Linked DNA regions of Mus musculus: region 1 is linked to region 2. Evidence: chromatin loops called from intact Hi-C (ENCODE). Cell type or tissue: left cerebral cortex. All regions are shown on one strand. Each heading gives the region's core, and the rest is flanking DNA. Links, peaks and the distances in the headings are about the cores only.

The links. A loop is a pair of places that touch in the nucleus more often than their neighbours do. Peaks named below come from ENCODE experiments on the same cell type or tissue, not always from the same donor. Only the 100,000 strongest peaks of a DNase experiment are listed, where the experiment ranks them.
Region 1: a loop joins it to region 2, with 3 times the contacts of the local background. A loop is called at or near these places in 5 of 42 quality-filtered maps.

What each region holds. Positions count from the first base shown.
Region 1 is chr12:16,714,851-16,723,176 of GRCm38, forward strand. Greb1 (gene regulated by estrogen in breast cancer protein) reads right to left here. Exons shown (of 35, transcript NM_015764.4): 9 at 5,997-6,125; 10 at 2,326-2,439; 11 at 1,778-1,921; 12 at 1-112. Among named protein-coding and RNA genes, the nearest start is that of Ntsr2, 66 kb to the left of the region's middle. In left cerebral cortex, for the core only: CTCF peaks have their summits at 2,957 (motif pointing right) and 4,251 (motif pointing right); DNase peaks (open chromatin) are centred at 2,978 and 4,261.
Region 2 is chr12:16,993,160-17,001,485 of GRCm38, forward strand. It overlaps Pqlc3 (PQ loop repeat containing), which reads right to left and starts at 6,959. Exons shown (of 7, transcript NM_172574.2): 1 at 6,654-6,959; 2 at 4,615-4,697; 3 at 4,475-4,544; 4 at 2,455-2,512; 5 at 294-414. The coding sequence starts at 6,796. In left cerebral cortex, for the core only: a CTCF peak has its summit at 3,955 (motif pointing left); DNase peaks (open chromatin) are centred at 4,045, 5,249, 5,707 and 6,981; H3K4me3 peaks cover 1,334 bases; H3K27ac peaks cover 291 bases.

The DNA.
Region 1 (8,326 bases), core at 234-8,233, 280 kb before region 2:
TGTTGCTCATAGGCCCTGGCAAGCGACTGGGAGTTCTGGTAGCAGGTGTACAGCAGGGGGCTGACGACCACATCATTCAGGTTTCCGCAGAGGTAGGGAAAGTTCCCATGGCCTAGAGGAGAAGAAAACCAATTCAGCAACTGGTCTTGTGCTCGGCTTTGGTGAGGTACCACTGTAGCTCCCCTGAGCATAAGCGCCAGGAGAACTCTTAGGTCTCTCAGAGGCTCCTTTTCTGAGAAATCTCAGACCTGCTACAGTCCCTGCTGTGTATACCTACTCTGCCCTACTAGAACCTAGGACAAAATGTCATCTATCATGTCCAGCCATAGGCAGGGCATTTGTTTGTTCATGCCATCCAATCTCTTTATTTTGCAGTTGAGCAAGTTCAAGCCCAAATTAAAGAAGCTTGCCCAGAACCAAATGGCAATGGCCTCGAAACAGCCGGCATGTGTGTCGCAGTGAGGACTGTTCGCCAGACGTGTGACCCACCACCACGCCTTGCACCCTCCCAAGGATCGTTAGCTAACAGAGTTAACAAAACAGGTCGGTGTCTAGACCCAAAGATCAGAAAGTGAACAACCTTGAGGAGTGCTGGAGTGGATGTTAGAATCCTTCTGATGACAGCTCTTAGGGTAGACCTGCCCAAGCAGGGGTCTGACCCCTTCTTTGTCATCATTAGCTACATGACCTTAGACAAGAACTTGACCTTCTCTAAGCCTTTGCACAATGGGGAGATGGTAAATGCTCAGTTATGCTGAGAAAGAATGTCCCTCTTTGACTCTCACTATGGGACTCCATGAGCCACTTCCTGAGAAAAACTTTCTCAAACTCAAAGTGTGACAGATTTGCTAAGACATGTGCTGGCCCCACCCACATCTCCAAGTTTCAGAATTTAGGTATGTTCTGTCTCTGGGGCAGGCCTGTGAATCCAACTTTCTGTTTACTCCCCTCTGGTGCTGAGGTGCGGGGTCAGCTGGACAGCACCGTTCACAAATGTGCCAGCTTACAAGCGGCACTGTGGCTACCTTAGAAAAGGGATGCCACGCTTGTCATGCAAGGGGCTGCCGGAAGCCCCCCTAAGAACCGGATGAAAGCTAAGTTACAGAGCTGCTGGCCTGGCCGGGAAGCTGAGGTGGGCATCAGGGAAGGAAGTGCGCTCGAGCAAAGCAGAGACTGCGCTGAGTTTGCTCAGTGTGCGATGCCGGTCTGTGAGCCGGGGTCCACCTCTGAGTCCTGCAGCCTGTCCCAGTTCTGCAGCCTCGCCTCTCTCACCCATTCACCCACAGAACAGCATGAAAGAGCTACAATGCTACCTCCAGGTAACCTATACTAGCCACCACACAGAGGAGATCAAATCCTCTCTTATCTAATGCTTCTGGAACAGTGACTATGTCTGAATGCTGCACAATCCAAAATGACTGGTGGCTTGGGGTGACAGTGGAACAAAGCCACGGGGTTGCTTCGTCCATCCCCCGAGTCCTCCGCAGTAGCTGGACGAGTACAGCAGGGATTCAGTGAAACAGAGAATGAAGGAAAGGACAGCAGATGAGCAAGCAGTGAGTGTCCTGGGTAATGTCACTATGCCCCTGCTGGGACAAACTGTGTCGTTCTCGGCCCTCTGGAGCCTGGGGCCGCTTCATTTGATCATTGCCCTGGATAGCATCCAGATTCGCTCAGGAAGATGCCTATGGACTCGGACTGAGAGGAGGTCACAGTTTCGTGTGGGAGTCCTTGCACACTTCGCTACCTCCACTGCTGGGTGCACTGCTGTACTTGCCTTTAAATATCACTGGCTTGGCCTTGCATATTTTCAGCAAGTTGTCCGGAACAGACACTGGTTCACCAGAGGCCACCACCGGGAAGGTGACTGAAGCTGGTCCCACCAAGCCAGCCTGGGGCACACAAGGTATGCTGGTACCTTCTAGAAACACAGCAAGTAGATTAGTAAAACACAGCAAAGGAGGCATCTGTCCCCAGCCCGCCCAACATCCACCCGCCCACAAAACTGCTGCCTCCATACTCATAAACCTGTGGACTCACTCAGCCCCACCTTCCCCGCCAATAAACACTGTCCACACCATCAGCTGAGGAGCTGCTTGGAGACCTTGCTAGGTCAGGGGGCTGATACAGAACTATCACAGGAGACTGGACCTCAGGAAGCAGCAGGAACATGAGAAGAGGTCCTTCTGCTATGCCAGGGTCTGGCTGCTCAGAACCCCCTTGTACATCTGCCTGCCCACGTGTGCATATATGCACACATGCTGCTAGCAGGCCACCACCACTGGTACCCAACTTTAGGATTTGGGCAAGGCCTTAGCCACTTACCGTGCTTGGCTCTGTTGCCACCACCCTGAATGAAGCCACCATCCGTGGTTGATTTAGACTCCGGGGACCACCCTTTGTGCCGTTTTTTGGGAGGCCCAGAGTTTGGCAAGATACCTAGACAATAGTTAAGAGCATGGGTTAGGCCACCATTGGAAACTGGCATCAATAAAAACCTTTCCTGATTTGGAGTGTCCGTCTGTTTTGTTTTGTTTACAAAGGTAGGGCTCAACTCCAGGACCTTGCACGTGCTAGGCAGATGTTCTAACACTGGGCTTAACCTTAACACTATCCTTAGCCCTTGGTAGTTTTAAAAATCACGGCCTTTAAAAAAAAATCACAGCCTTACAATGGGTTTTAAGCTCTAGTCAAGTCTCTAGGCAAAAGGAAACACCCTGTCCATTTTTATAATGTTTCACTCCACAGTTGCATTTAGGCTGCACCTCTCTAAGATGCATTTTTAAAAAACGGCCATAATAATAACAAAATCTAATGAGAAAGTGGTTTAATCAGAAGTAGAGAGAATACAAGTAAAATGCTTAAATGAAATGCTTAGCCAAGGGTTTGGGCTCAGTAAACTGCAGCCACCAGCATCAACCTCCTATTACTGAAATGTCCAGCACTCAGTGCACCAACACAATTTTGCCACTTGAGGGCAGTGCTGATCCACTGCACACCCCCTTCCTGCCCTCCAACCCCACTGTCACCCCCCATCCAACCTGGACAGCTAATGTCACATGTTGCAAAGGAAGACCAGAGGCTGGACCCACTGTTGCATGTGAGTCTCTGCCCACTCTAGACGGCAACATGCTCATGACTTAAATCTATTTGTAAATTATTCAAAGTACCAAGAATGGGCCACCATATTTTCTTGAAAATCCTGACAAATTTTCTCATCTCTAGAGCCCCTTGTCTTAACCCTGCTGTACTTTAAATTCACCTGGACACTTTTAAAACCACCTAGCCAAGGGTGGCGGTGCATGCCTTTAATCCCAGCACCCAGAAGACAGAAACAGGCAGATTTCTGTTGAGCTCAAGGCTAGCCTGGTTTACATTGTAAGTTCCAGGCCAGCTAGGGCTACATGGTGAGACTCTGCCTTTAAAAACAAGATAAGCAAACAAAAACCTGTCTGTCTGAGCACAAGCCTAGTCCAAGGAACTCAAGTAGCTCAGCATGTGGGGAGCGCGTCATTCTGATAACTGGAGCTCCCAGATGATCTGAACCCAGGCTGAGGGTAACATCACCTTCAGTGGAAGCAGAGAGCACACACAGACCTGGAAGATGCTCATCCAAGCTGTCTCTGCTAGACTCTCCTTAGAGCTACCACAGAGGGCCTCTGAGTTAACGGTAAGGGTGCACATGCTGTCACTAGTAGTGCACATGCTGTCACTAGTGCCTGGGTTTTTCTGAAGCCTGAGGCAGTTTGAGATTGACTGTCGTAGAGTCCCTCCAAAGGGACCTCAAATGCAACCTCATCATTAGACAGACCAAAGCAGAAGAAAATAGAGAGAAACAAAGTAGCACAGGGTTGAAGGGCATGAAGTACTTTCCCTACAAAGCCCTTTCAAACCGGCAGGTTTCTTTGCATCAGAGATAGGGCCCTACCTCTGCACCAGGTGTTCAGCTCGCACAACACTAGTCCCAGAAACAGAGGAAGAACTCCTCAGAGAGAGGACGGGCCGCTCCTCTAGGAAGTGCTTCTGAACTACTAGAGGGCAGGGCTGCAGCTGAGGATTCTCTTCCTCCTCTAGAAGGTTAACAGGAAATGCCTCTACTGGGACTCTTCCCCAGTAAGTACTCTCAAAACATCAGATACCAGCGTACCTGGTAGAGGGGACCCCATCTGGCATTTCTGAGGAGGAGGTCCCCTGCTTCCTTAGAGCCCAACCCTCGTCTGAGACAAGGCTCCTAGTTCATATCCTCCACCAGGGGGCAGCATTTCACTGAGAGCAGCCAGTGTCACTCAGAAGGAGTTTCCTACACACTGCTTTTGAGTGTCTCCTTCCCCCAAGGACAGAAGGCATGATAGCTCTGATTAATATGCCTGTACTCAACTCTGTGACTCGGGTGAGCCAGTGTCTCTGACTTAGTCCCTCTCTCTGTCAGGCTCACCAGAGCCGTGTGCTGGGACTTCAAGAATTCTTTAATGGGAGAGGAGACTATGGCCCTGAGTTGAGCTCTAAAGGCCATCTAACAGAGGTGGGGTGAGCACTTAGAGACGGGATAGAGTGTGAACATCATGTTGAGCCACCAAGGCAGTGAACAGCTGAAGGCGGAGAATGGGGTTCAACGGGCTGATCCCAGAAGATCTTTTAAGGCTCCAGCAGCCTGGAGTTTAAAGATCTCCATTCCCCACACAACTCCACAAAGTAGGCTTGGGGAGTTCAAGTCCAATCCTGAGGGAGCCTCTGTAGGCTACTGCCCAAAGCCAAGCTCCGGGCCCAGGCTGAGCAGAGCTGGCACACTGTTGCCTGAGGTATGAGTTGTATGACACCAGGACTAAGTGTCTTCTAGCTAAGCTCAGGGGGAAAGCCATGGACAGCGAGGACCTCCTGTCCTTATGACCAAGGGCAGTCTTTGGTTATGTGGCTGCTGCTGCATCAGCACCTGGAGGAGAAACAGCCCCTGGAGGAAGGTAGGAGTCTTCAGGGTAGGGTGGGGAATGATAAGGGCTCCAGGAACGTGGAAGCTAGTCAAGACTGAAGAGTCTTGGATCCATGCAGGGGCAGGAGGATTGCATCTACAGAGAAGCCTCTGGGCACAACAGAATTATATTCCAGCCCAGGGTGCTTCTCTGAACCTCAGTCTCTTCCTCAGTGGTAAAAATAAAACTCAGGCACCACACTCTACCCATGAGCTGCAACCCCATTCCTAGGATGGACATTTTCTAAGGATCCTTCCAGTGTAGTGTCTCAGACCCTAAGCGCCAGCTCAGCCCTGTTCACAGAGTCAAGGGAGGAGGGAGAGACAAAGCAAGAAGAGAAGGGGAGCAGAGAAGACTTGATGTCAGAAGGCTTGAAAGCAGAGAAGTCTTGTCCCTAAGACGTGTCCTTAGGAACAGCGATGGTGGGAGAGCACTGGACTGGAGTCTGAAGGCAGTCCCCAGGTCTCTTTGCCCCCTTCCTCCCACAGGTCTCTGGTACTCATTTATCTCCTCCACCAGATATTAACTGGGCAGGCAAGCTTCCGTGGTGGGCTGATGCTGATAACCATCACCTGTATCATTCAGTGATCTCCCAGATGTGCAGTGATTCCATGCAGCATCTGGAGAGACTCTTACTGTCCTCACAGTGGCATACTAACTCCCAAGGAGGGATGGCTGAAGAGACTGCGTGGTCCTATGGCTTACAAGACAGAGCTGGGCTCTGAGTTCATTCTTACCTGTTCTGACATCAATACTCCCAATCTTCCTGACACCTACTTCAGAAGAGGTCACCTACCATCAGCACAGAGCCCTCACTGCCCCTCAGCACACGTGATGCCTCCCACACATGACTCGCACAGCACTGGCTCAGGCAGAGACCGAAGGACATGTGACACTTATCCTGATGCTCACTAATGCAGCATTAGACTCTGGAGGCTCCATGCCTCCAGTCCCATAGCTCCCATGCCCTCTCTGGCCCAGGCCTAGAGAAAAGAAGGACCCCGGCACCCCCAGAGTCAGCAGCACTACCCAAGGCTGAGGGGCGCGGCAGGGCAGACAGGCTACTCTTCACCAGCTGTGGGTGCTTGGGGGAATCCTTGCCATTGAAGACTGCAGGACCTGTTGCTGTGGTCACTGAGGGGTGATCAGAGGCTGGTCCTGAAAGCAGAAAGGATGGAAAGGGGGTCAGACCACAGGCTGCACTAGAGACAGACAAACATACTAGCTCCGTGTTGGTGGGTCCCATCAGGAATGTAGGGATCCTCACATAGTAATTCTGCCACTTAAACACGCACACACACACATGCACACGCACACACACATGCACACACACAGAGAGAGAGATACATACATGCATCCATGTGTGCACATTTGCTTATACACTCAAAAACCCACATACTCATGTATGTGTGCATAGAGAAACACATGCATACCTGTGTGCACATTCTTTCCCATATGGACATACACGTGCACATATGAATGCAAACACATTTCCAAACTTCACAAACATGTACACACATGCACAGTATGCATATAGGAGCATATGCCTGTTCTCCTATTTACACATTCAAGTGCACAGAAGCATACTTAATAAACACACAAATGTACAAGGAACAAATATACACCAATACATGTATGTACACTTAGAAACACATACATGTTCCTCTTACATATGAACATGTGAGCAGACAGACGCATACAAACATGAGCATACAGATGTCATGAACCTTTGCTTTCACCCCAGTGGGTCTAGTGTGGCTAAAGGAAGGACCTGGGTGCATGTGTGGCCAGGCTTCCTAACGCACATCCTCATGTCTGAGATGGATGCTTCTGTTTGCTTCTAGCTTCCTCTACTTCTGGAGTTCAGTTTATATCAACATACAGCCAGGTTTGATGCCTTCCCTAGCTGGTTGGTGTGGCACACACCTTTAATTCCAGCACTTGGAAGGCAGAGATAGGCAGGTCTCTTAGTTTGAGGCCAGCCTGGTCTACAGAGTGAGTTCCAGGATAGACAGGATTATACAGAGAAACTCTGTCTCAAAAACAAAAGAAAACAAAAAATAAATCAAGGAAGGCTGGCGGGTGGGTTACTGACTGCATCTGAGCTACTTAGAGGGTTCCGGCTCCCCAAGTTTTGGGAGTAATTCTGGGGACAACCATGGATCCTGTTCATAAGGAGGTCTCCACTAGCTGGAATAGTCTGGAAGGCTTTTAAGTGGAAGCAACATGTGGGGGCAGAGCCCTGTGACAGTTAGAATGTGGTCTGGGGCTGACTACGTTGTGTCCAAACCACAGTCCCACTGCTTATGAGCTGTGTGACCTGAGACACTAACTGAACCTCTCCAAATTTCTGTGTTCCCTCCATAGAATGGGGTTCAAGGAAGCAACTGGCAGAGCCATTGTATGAAGGACCCAGGTGGATAAACATCCAGGGCATGGAACAGAGCTGGCATGGAACAGGTACCTACCACTGGGGGATGCTGACGCTATAATCTCATTTAGCTCACCCTGTGAGCTAGATGGGAAAGGATCTCCAGGTTTACTCAGGGGAAAGAGTTAAGTTCCCAGAGTTAAGTGAATTGCACAACCAGCATGGATGGTGGCGCTGGCCTCTCCGTCAGTTACTTAGACACAAAAACAGTAGGCTCCCCAGTCCACAGTGAAAAAGGGAGTGAAGGGCCTGGAGGAAGAGGCCAGAGGCCAGCTGTGGAAGGGAGCTTAGAGCCTCGGAAGGACAGCATGTTCCAGCCAGTGACAGATGGGTCCTAGAGCAGAGCCCAGGACCCTGGCTCCACTCCCTGGGCAATATACTGCACCGACTTTCTGGGCAAGAGAAATGAAAACCACCAGTGACCTTTGAGTCCTCAGAAAGGCTGACATTTCTAGGCAACAGCAACCATGCTTACTTACGGACATCTTCTGTGTGACGGTCAGGACCACATGTGTGAAACAGAAACACCTGATGTGCAAGCGTGCCTCCCCTCCGACCCCCTCCATCCCTGTGAGATCCTGGGCAAGCCTCAGCCTCCATGAGCCTCCATTTTCCAAACATGCCACTGTTCACAGGGCATGGTGAGTCTTAGGTGCACATACAGAATAGGCATACCCATCATGGAATAAATGACCAGATCTAACCTCAGACCCGGCTAGAAATCCACCTGAAATGCTGGCTTGGTGCTTGTCATCCAGTGAACTAAGTATGCAGATGGACTCTGATACGGAATCCCACCACTGGGGGAATCACATCCCTTATCAAACAGGAGAGCAGGCAAGCCTTCCCAATGAAAGCCAACATGTACTTGTTGCTAAAACTTACAGATTCAAAATGACACAGAACAACAACATGCAAAGTGAAATTT
Region 2 (8,326 bases), core at 181-8,180:
TGAGAAAACAAGCTCTTCTGCCTATCCAGTGTTCTGTGGGGTTTGTTGTTATTTAGTTCCTTTCTCCATTAACAGCCCTCTGTAGTGAACAGGACCCTGGGTAACAGTTGAAGCCAGTACTCAGTCAGCCGCAGTCTACATTACACCCTCTTGTACACAAAGGTGCCCTTAGCAGGTTCTGTTGAATAGTTAATTACAAAAGTATTAGTATGAAAAAGACCTCAGGCAATCAGTTAAACCCAGGAAGATCCTGATATTGATGAAACCCAGTTCCTAGAGAGTGGTTATCTTACTTGCACAGGTGTAGGCAGAAAGGCCCCAGGTCAGTGCGCTCACAGCTCCTGAATCTTGTACCTTCCACAAATACTGGAGCTGGGCAAACTTACTGGCTGCACTAATGACTGTGCATAAGTTCTATTGGGATAAAATGAGAGAGTCAGGAACCTAAAAAGATAAATGACTACATACAGTGCTTTGCTTATTTTTTATTTATTTAATTTATTTCTTTAAATGTTTGATTCTCTGGAGAGGAGACTCAACTCATGGGAACCATTTTCTTCCCACCATGTAATCCTGGGGATTGAACTCAGGTTGTCAGGCTTGGCAGTAAGCACCTTTAACCACGGCGTCATCAGCCCAGATACAGTGCTTTCTAAGCCAGATTTTCAAGTCTTGCCATCCCCAACTTGCTAAGGTTTGAAACCTCAATTTGATGAAGAATGGCTCTCGGCTACCTCTGTGGAAGGGGGTGAATTGGCCAGAGATAGTGGAAGAATCCCAGACCTGGCTGCAGACTTACCTGTCCCCTCCTCTCCCATCCTGGGATGGCACTTAACTGACCAACTTCCAAACTAACGCCAAAAGCTTTGTGTCTTACTTCCCATCCTGAGTGCCAGTCTCCTGTGACCTCTCAGAAAAGGAAGCCTTGCAAATTGACTATCAACCCACCAGGCCCCAGCTCCACAGCAGCTTCTAGGCTTAGACAGGCCAGAGGGAGGCCACTGTAGTCACACCCAGGCTGAGCAGGATGGCACGCGCAGCATTCAAGAATTCAGGGGAGTGAGGAGGCAGAACATATTAGGAAGGACCACAGAAAGTGATGTGTTTGGCAATCAGGCAAGAGAACCAAGTGAATAGTAGACGTCCTAGTCTATAGTGAATGTTTGAGGATGGTGCATGCCAAGTGAGGTGGGACTGGCTTTCCCAGGGCCCTTGACAGGCTCTGGAGGACAGTGCCTGCTCTGCTTCCTGTTGAGACAGTAGCACCTATATAGATGGCCTCCATAGGTCCTTGAGGGTGGAGATAGAGCTATACGGGGAAGAACCATGGGGCAAGGAGTGCCAGAGTGTTTGGGGGCAGAGGAGGGGGCAGTGCTATTGCCAGACCTGAACAGACAAAAGTGACAGTGGGAGCTGGGCAGGTGGCTTGAAGAAATGCTGACTCCAACCAGGGAAGCCTGTGGGAAAACAGCTCTTGAGAAATTGGGGTGCTGAATAAAGCAAAAGAAGAGGGCCAGGTCAAATCAGTGTGGTAGGTAGGAGCCAGTGAGAGAGAGACACACACCGAGCAGGTTACAACGTGGCCATGTCTGAATGGACAAGCTGCTCTTGAGTGTTTACTTGTCATGACACAGCTAACTTTGAGATCAAGGGGTAATGTTTGACTGGGCCATAAGAGAATCCTGGTAGTGCCAGCACACGCTCCAGGAAAGCATCGTGTTTTCTCAAACAGTCCAGTGCAGGCAAGGGACTGGGAAGCAGAGATGTGAATCTGCTTCATGTGGTCATTGCAAAGTACCAGTCTCCAATTCTGCCAGGGCACAGGTGCACAGTAATGCTTGTTGAGGAACTGAAGGCGAAGTCAGAGTGGAGGAAAGGGGAAAATTAATTTTTTAAATATGAAGCTGCCAGGGATGGCAAGATGGCTCCATGGGAGGAGGGGAGAGATTGCTGTGGGGCCTGATGATCTAATTTTAGTCCCTGAAACCCACAAGGTGGAAGGAGATAACTGACTACTGCAAATGACCGTATGTGTCTCTATATCAGCATCATTCCTGAATCGCATCATTAGAGAATTGCACTGTAAGCACCCCATTTACTTGCCAAGGTCACCTGATAATGGCATTCAGGAAACCAGGCCGGTTGGAGGGGCCACAGCAAAACTTGAGGGAAATAGGAAAAACAAGATTGATGAGATTAATGTTCAAAACCAATTGTCCTCTCAAGTTTCTATGCTTCCTTGACTACTAAGAGAACATACAGAGAATCAAATCGGCTTGACTGTTTTGCTGCCCGAGGGTGCAGTGGTCTCGGGAACTAGAAGGCATATTGTGCCCCTGAAGCCATGGACTCTAACCTGAAAACCCTATGCTGCAAGCCAACTCCATGGTTCTCTACAGATGTGGGGCAGAGAGAAGGTAGCTGCTTTTTCAGTCTGTTAGTGGCACCACTCACCATGGCCAAGTCGATGATCCATTTCTGCAGGCTGAGGATGAACCAAGAAGACACAAATCTGGTCAGATGCTAAGGGACCTAGCAGTGAGTCACTGGTGGGCCCACCCACCCCCTCCCATCTTGTCCTGCACAGACCAAGCCAGACCACAGGGGGTGACACAGAAGGCAAGGTAGAGTGGGGGGACTGTTCTGCTCGACGGTGTGTAGTTTGGGAAACATGCAAGGTGTTGCACATGAACATCTGCTCTGAGTTCAAAGAACAGAAGAAAATTATGGAAGAAAACACACAGACCTGTGTTCACACACTGTGAATCTGGGTCTGGGAATATCCACAGGGCTATAACTTTCAGCTGGTTTTTCTTTCCTTTTAATAAATCATGTTTGTTTTATGTAATTGGTGTTTTGCCTACATGTGTGTCTGTGTGAGAATGCTGGATCCCCTGGAAGTAGAGTTACAAACAGTTGTGAGCTGCCATGTGAGTGCTGGAAAGTGAACCGGGGTCATTTGGAAGAGCAGCCGGTGCTCTTAACCACAGAGTCTCTCCAGACTTCCCTGGCTGCTGGTTTTCTGACCATGGAAAGACATCTCTAAGGCATTGTCAAAAGTAAGCACTTAGAAAAAAGGTCCAGCCTTGCAAAGGAGAGGTGTTCTGCCAAACGGGAGTGCTGTGTGTGAGCTTTTTACTGAATCCTCACCCCTTTCTCACTAACTGTTGTAAAAGCACACTAGTTGGGGTGCGCAGTAGTAGGTAAGGAGGAACCACTTCCCATCTGGCCTGTGCAGGAACTCAGTGGCTTCATGAAACAGAGGGACCCAACCAGAGCAAAGGGACAAAGCTATGAGGGTTGGAGGCCCGTGGCCTGAGTAGCAGTGACTGGGAAGAACACGTCACTTCCCACTACTTTGCCTTGGGTTTCCTCCCTTGCCTTGTCCACCTCCCACATGCTGTCAGCATACAGAAGAAAGGCAAAGGTGACGAAAAACAATGGTCACACTAAGTAGGTGAAGAGATTATACTAAAGACGGGTCTATGGCAGGAGGCAGCAATGGCCAGCATCCAGCTGTTCTCGGTTTACTAAGGCATTCTCTATGCATAGTGCAGTGGCTCAAGCCTGTAGTCCTAGCATTTGAAGAAAGATGTGGAGTTTAAGGTCAGCCTCAGCTACAGGGGGAGATGAAGGCAGCACCCCCTTGGAAATGATCTCAGAACAGAAGTGGACCACAGCGATGTTCTCCCTCTTTCTATGGAGGGAGGGGGATCTTAGCCAGGGGTCTAACGGCAATCGGAGACAGCTTCTGGTCAAGATTTGCCCAAGCCCTTGGGCCTGTCACTGTTAAATGGGTGTGTGGCCATATCATGGCGGCAGCAGGGTTAACTGACTGCCACTACCATGCAAACATTTTCTTGGCCTTTTAAAGAGTATGAAATTCAAGAAAAGTGAACTAAATCTGACATGAAATCTCACCCTTTACCTAGAAGATTCCACTGAGTGGCACCGTCTGCTGGCTGGCCATCTGTACTGTAAGCCTCCAAACCAACACAGCCACCCACATGACAAGACTCAGCCTCTAAATTACAGTTTTGCATAGGTGTGTGGTTAGTGGAACCCATCTGGCCAGTGCTTATCCACTGAGAGGCACCTGCCAGGTGCATCCTGCATGGGACTTGGTGCCAGGCACACATGGTATTAATCCCCTGGGGACATGCTCTCAGAAGGAAGGAGTGCCCAAGATAAGCACAGATGGAGCGTGTTGCTCTTAGCAGGGTAACTGCACAGTTCTCATGTTCAGCAGGGACACAGCAAATCTATATCCTACTGGGTCTTGGAGGGCAGTGGAGCATCCTGTTATGGGGATACCTCTGGCAGCAACTGTACTAACCTAAGGTATATGTCAAGACTAGAATTTGTGATTCTTTCTCCATGCTGAGGACAGAATCCAGAGCCTCTGTATGCCACAACTGAGCCTCCTTCCTTAGGCCCTCCATCTCTATCTCCAGCTCATATGCAGGAAGGATACACGGCCATGTAGGGTAAGGCTTGCTTCACGTTCCCATTGAAATGAAAGACGAAGAGCAGGAGGACAATGTCTGAAACGAGAGGCTCTGTGAGATGGGCAGGGCAGCAGGTGGGAAGGCTGGGGACTAGAGGGCCAGTTACCTTGTGCGATGAGAATGGGGTATTCCAGATAGGTGAGCAGTGGGTTCCCATAGTAATGCTGATAACGAAGGAAGACCAGGAACCTGCAGAGAGATGCATATATTCACAGCCCACCCTGTGCCTGACCTCCCCAGACTCCAGACACTGGCATATTTACCCAACACTAGCCTATGTGGTCTTCATCATATGTGTGATTGACCTGAGGACAGACCTTCAGGAATATTGCCAGAGCCCCATATGTTGTATCCAATAGTCCTTGAAGGTCAACCTTCAGGGTTACCTACACTGCCTTCCACATCACACCATCACTTGGGAAAACTAAGGTCCAAAAGCCAAGGCCATGTGAGGACACAAGGGTTAGAGTCTCACCAGGAGATGTTGCCCTAGTTCTGGTTATGCTTTTAGGGGGACCCCTGTGCCCTGGGGATGGTGCATAAGTAACTCTGTTTTTCAGGTTTCTCTAAAGCAATCATCAGCCAGGCATGGAGTCTCTGGTGTCATTAAAGTAGGCTCTGGCCAAGATCCAGTTCCCTCAAGTCATGATTTTAGAGTTTGAGCTTGAAATCAGAGGAGGGCCTATGCCCCCAAGGAATCGCCTCTGGTGTATGAAAGCTGGTTTGACAGTGGTGTCCTTTAGTGTCTTCCTGATGCCTCAGAGACCATCTGGCTGGTGAGGGGCAGGCAGACAGGCAAGCAAGGCCCAGGAGGGAAGCAGAATTGTAGTGACCACCCTACTCATGGAGGGAGAAGGAGGGGGAAGGGAGCTAAAGAAGGGAAGGAGGAGTCAGAATGTAGACCGACAGGATCCAGGTAGATTGCCGTCCTATCCCTATTGTTCCTGCCTCTGGATTAAAACAACTTTACCAATAAAGCTGCTTGAGGATTTGCCTGTAGGGGCCCCAGAAGGACCTTCAGAAAGTTCTCAGGAACTAGGAACCATTGTAGTCTGGCGGAAGTAGGGATAAATAACTAGTAGATTTCAATGGTGGATCATATTCGTGCCTTCTGGCCACAGAACTGGTCTTAACCCTGCTAAGCCCACCTACTGCCTCAAAGGGAGAAAGGGAGGCCTTTGGGAGTTCCAGAAAGAGCCTGCTATTTACAGCACGACCTACTGCAAGACCCTTCCAGATCCCGGGGAACATTCCATGGCCAGAGCTGTTTTCTACTGGAGTCAGCTGTTGGATTTGAGACCATCTCTGGTTGAGTTTACGAATTTAAAGCCAGGCAGCAAAGAGTTAGCTACAAGCAGAATAGGAGACGTTGGGCTGGCACTCTGTAGGCATCCCTGAGCTTTCTATTCAGTCCTGCATCCTGAAGCCTCAGCTTCAGATGCCTATGAAGAATTTAGCAAACCAGAGGTCAAATAGCTCTCCTGACTTCACACCCGCATCCTCTGCCACAGCCAGACTGTCACTTTTGCATCCTCCAGTCTGTCTGTTGCCTTACCTCTCACCCTGACAGCCTTCTCCCTTCTCTGAAATTCACATACTCTTGTACTGTGCAGCCTTACGGGCCAGAGACCCTTCAGAGCCCCGCCTACCATCAAGCGTCCCTGGAAAGGTACACCTTGAAGCACCGCACCCCTTCCCCAACTCTATAGATGGGCGCGCCCCACTGAATGGACACAGGACCAATGGGTGACCGTGGGGTGAGGCTAGTGTCAAACCGAGAGGGCTCAGCCTGGTGCAAGATCACAGGACTTAGGGGTGTGTTTTCCGTTTGCTTTTTCCAACCAAAGTTTTACAACTTTGCCCCTTACTCTACTACATAGCCAAGGCTATTGAGAACTTGGCTCCTGCAGCAGTCACAGGCCATCCCTACCCGTTGGACCCCAGCTCAATTTTCAAACGTCTACTCAAGTTCCCCATCTTCGCTGAATTTGTAAAATGGGCATGCTCAGGCAAATCGTGGAATTTGGGAAGAAGCAGGGGAGGTGGGTGGGAGCGCCCCGGGTAAGCACCTCCTAGCCCCGAGCCCCCGAGTTAACCCTTGGTTTCCCGGACTCCCAATTCCTCGCAGGCCTCCCGGGACCTTACCCCGCCAGCTCCAAAAGTAAACTAGGGAGGCTGATGCCCCGCGCGCTGCGCGCCGCCAGCTGCGCGTAAATCTGCGGCAGCTTGAGTGCGGCGCAGACGCCCAGCGTGCTCCAGTTGCAGAACCATAGCAGTCCGGCCTCCATTCTGCAATCTCGGACGTGCCGGGCCAGGGGGGTTCAGGATCTTATAGGTGAGAACCGGAGGCTCAAAGTCCAAAAAGTCCTTCCGCCTTGCCGCCGGCCGGGTCCCGCCCTGATCACGCCCCGAGCTGCTGTGCAGCAAGTGCGCTCCGCCCCGAGTCTGCTCCACTCAAGATGCTCCCTACCCCTTTAGTCTGTTCCGCGCCCGTGCGCCCCGCCCAGAGTCTGCTCCGCTCGGAGCGCACCCCGCCCCAGTCTGCTCCGCTCCTAGCGCACCCAGCTCGGAGTTGGCTTGGCTCGGGATGCTCCCTGCCCTGTGTCTGCTGTGCTCCCGGTCCTTCCAGACTCCAGGGCGGTGGTTCTGTCCTGCCCTGTGTGCGCACTGCCTGGAGTCTGCTCTGCTCCCGGTCCTTCCAGACCCCAGGGCGGTGGTTCTGCCCTGCCCTGTCAGGCACTGCCAACTGCTGATTCACTTTCCGGGTTCCACCCAAGGGTGCTCCTCCTCGCAGAGTGGAAACGCCCGAACAGACTAGCCTTCTCCGGGGTTAGGTGGGCCCAGGGCCTACACACACACACACACACACACACACACACACACACACACACACACACACACACACACACACACACACACACACACCAGGACACACACACACACACCAGGACATTCACCCATAGGCTCATTTTCCTGTTTTCTCATGCAAATTGGCCTTGAACTAACTAACTAACTAACTAACTAACTAACTAACTAACTCTCTCTCTCTCCCTCTCTCTTTCTCTCTCCCTCTGTGTGTGTGTGTGTGTGTGTGTGTGTGTGTGTGTGTGTGTGTGTGTGTGTGGCCTAAGCCAGCCTTCAACCTCGGATCCACCTGCTTCCGCTTTCCAAGTGCTAAGATTTCTAGTGTGTGCCACTGCACCAGGCCGTTGACCTTGTGGTTTGAGACAGGATCACGCGACCCATGTTGGCTTTTTCCTACCTTCTTTTGGCAAATGCTGGGATTACAAGCTTGTTCCATCGTACCCTCTGAGAGCCCACTCTTTCCAACCTTCCCTCCTCTTTTTATTTTTATTAGGTTTTGTTGTTGTTGGCATGTGTGCGAGTCTGTGATTGAGTGCTTGTGTAAACAAATGGACAACCTCAAGTGTCATTCCTCCAGGACTGTGTACCGCCCCCCCCCCACTTTCCCTTTTTAAGGTGGATTCTGGGGATCTAATTCAGGTCCTCAAAGGAGTTGGTAGATGACTATTGATAGGGGATGTTGCTGCTGTTTCCCCTCGGTTGGGTCCATGCTCTCTCTCATATGAGGGCAACTGATCGCTGGCTGGAGAGCTCAGGGCCCATAGCACACCCTTGGAAGGTGAGTGTAGTGGGAGTGTCATGAGGTCCCTCTCCTGTAGTGCTTATAAACTGTAAACAGTAGCTTTGGGGGAGGGGGAGGGAGGCTGACAACCTGACTGCAGTCAGTGATGCAGTTTTCTTTCCTGAGTCATCACCCATGCTGGGTGGTGCAGTGCCTGTATCACTTGCAGTCC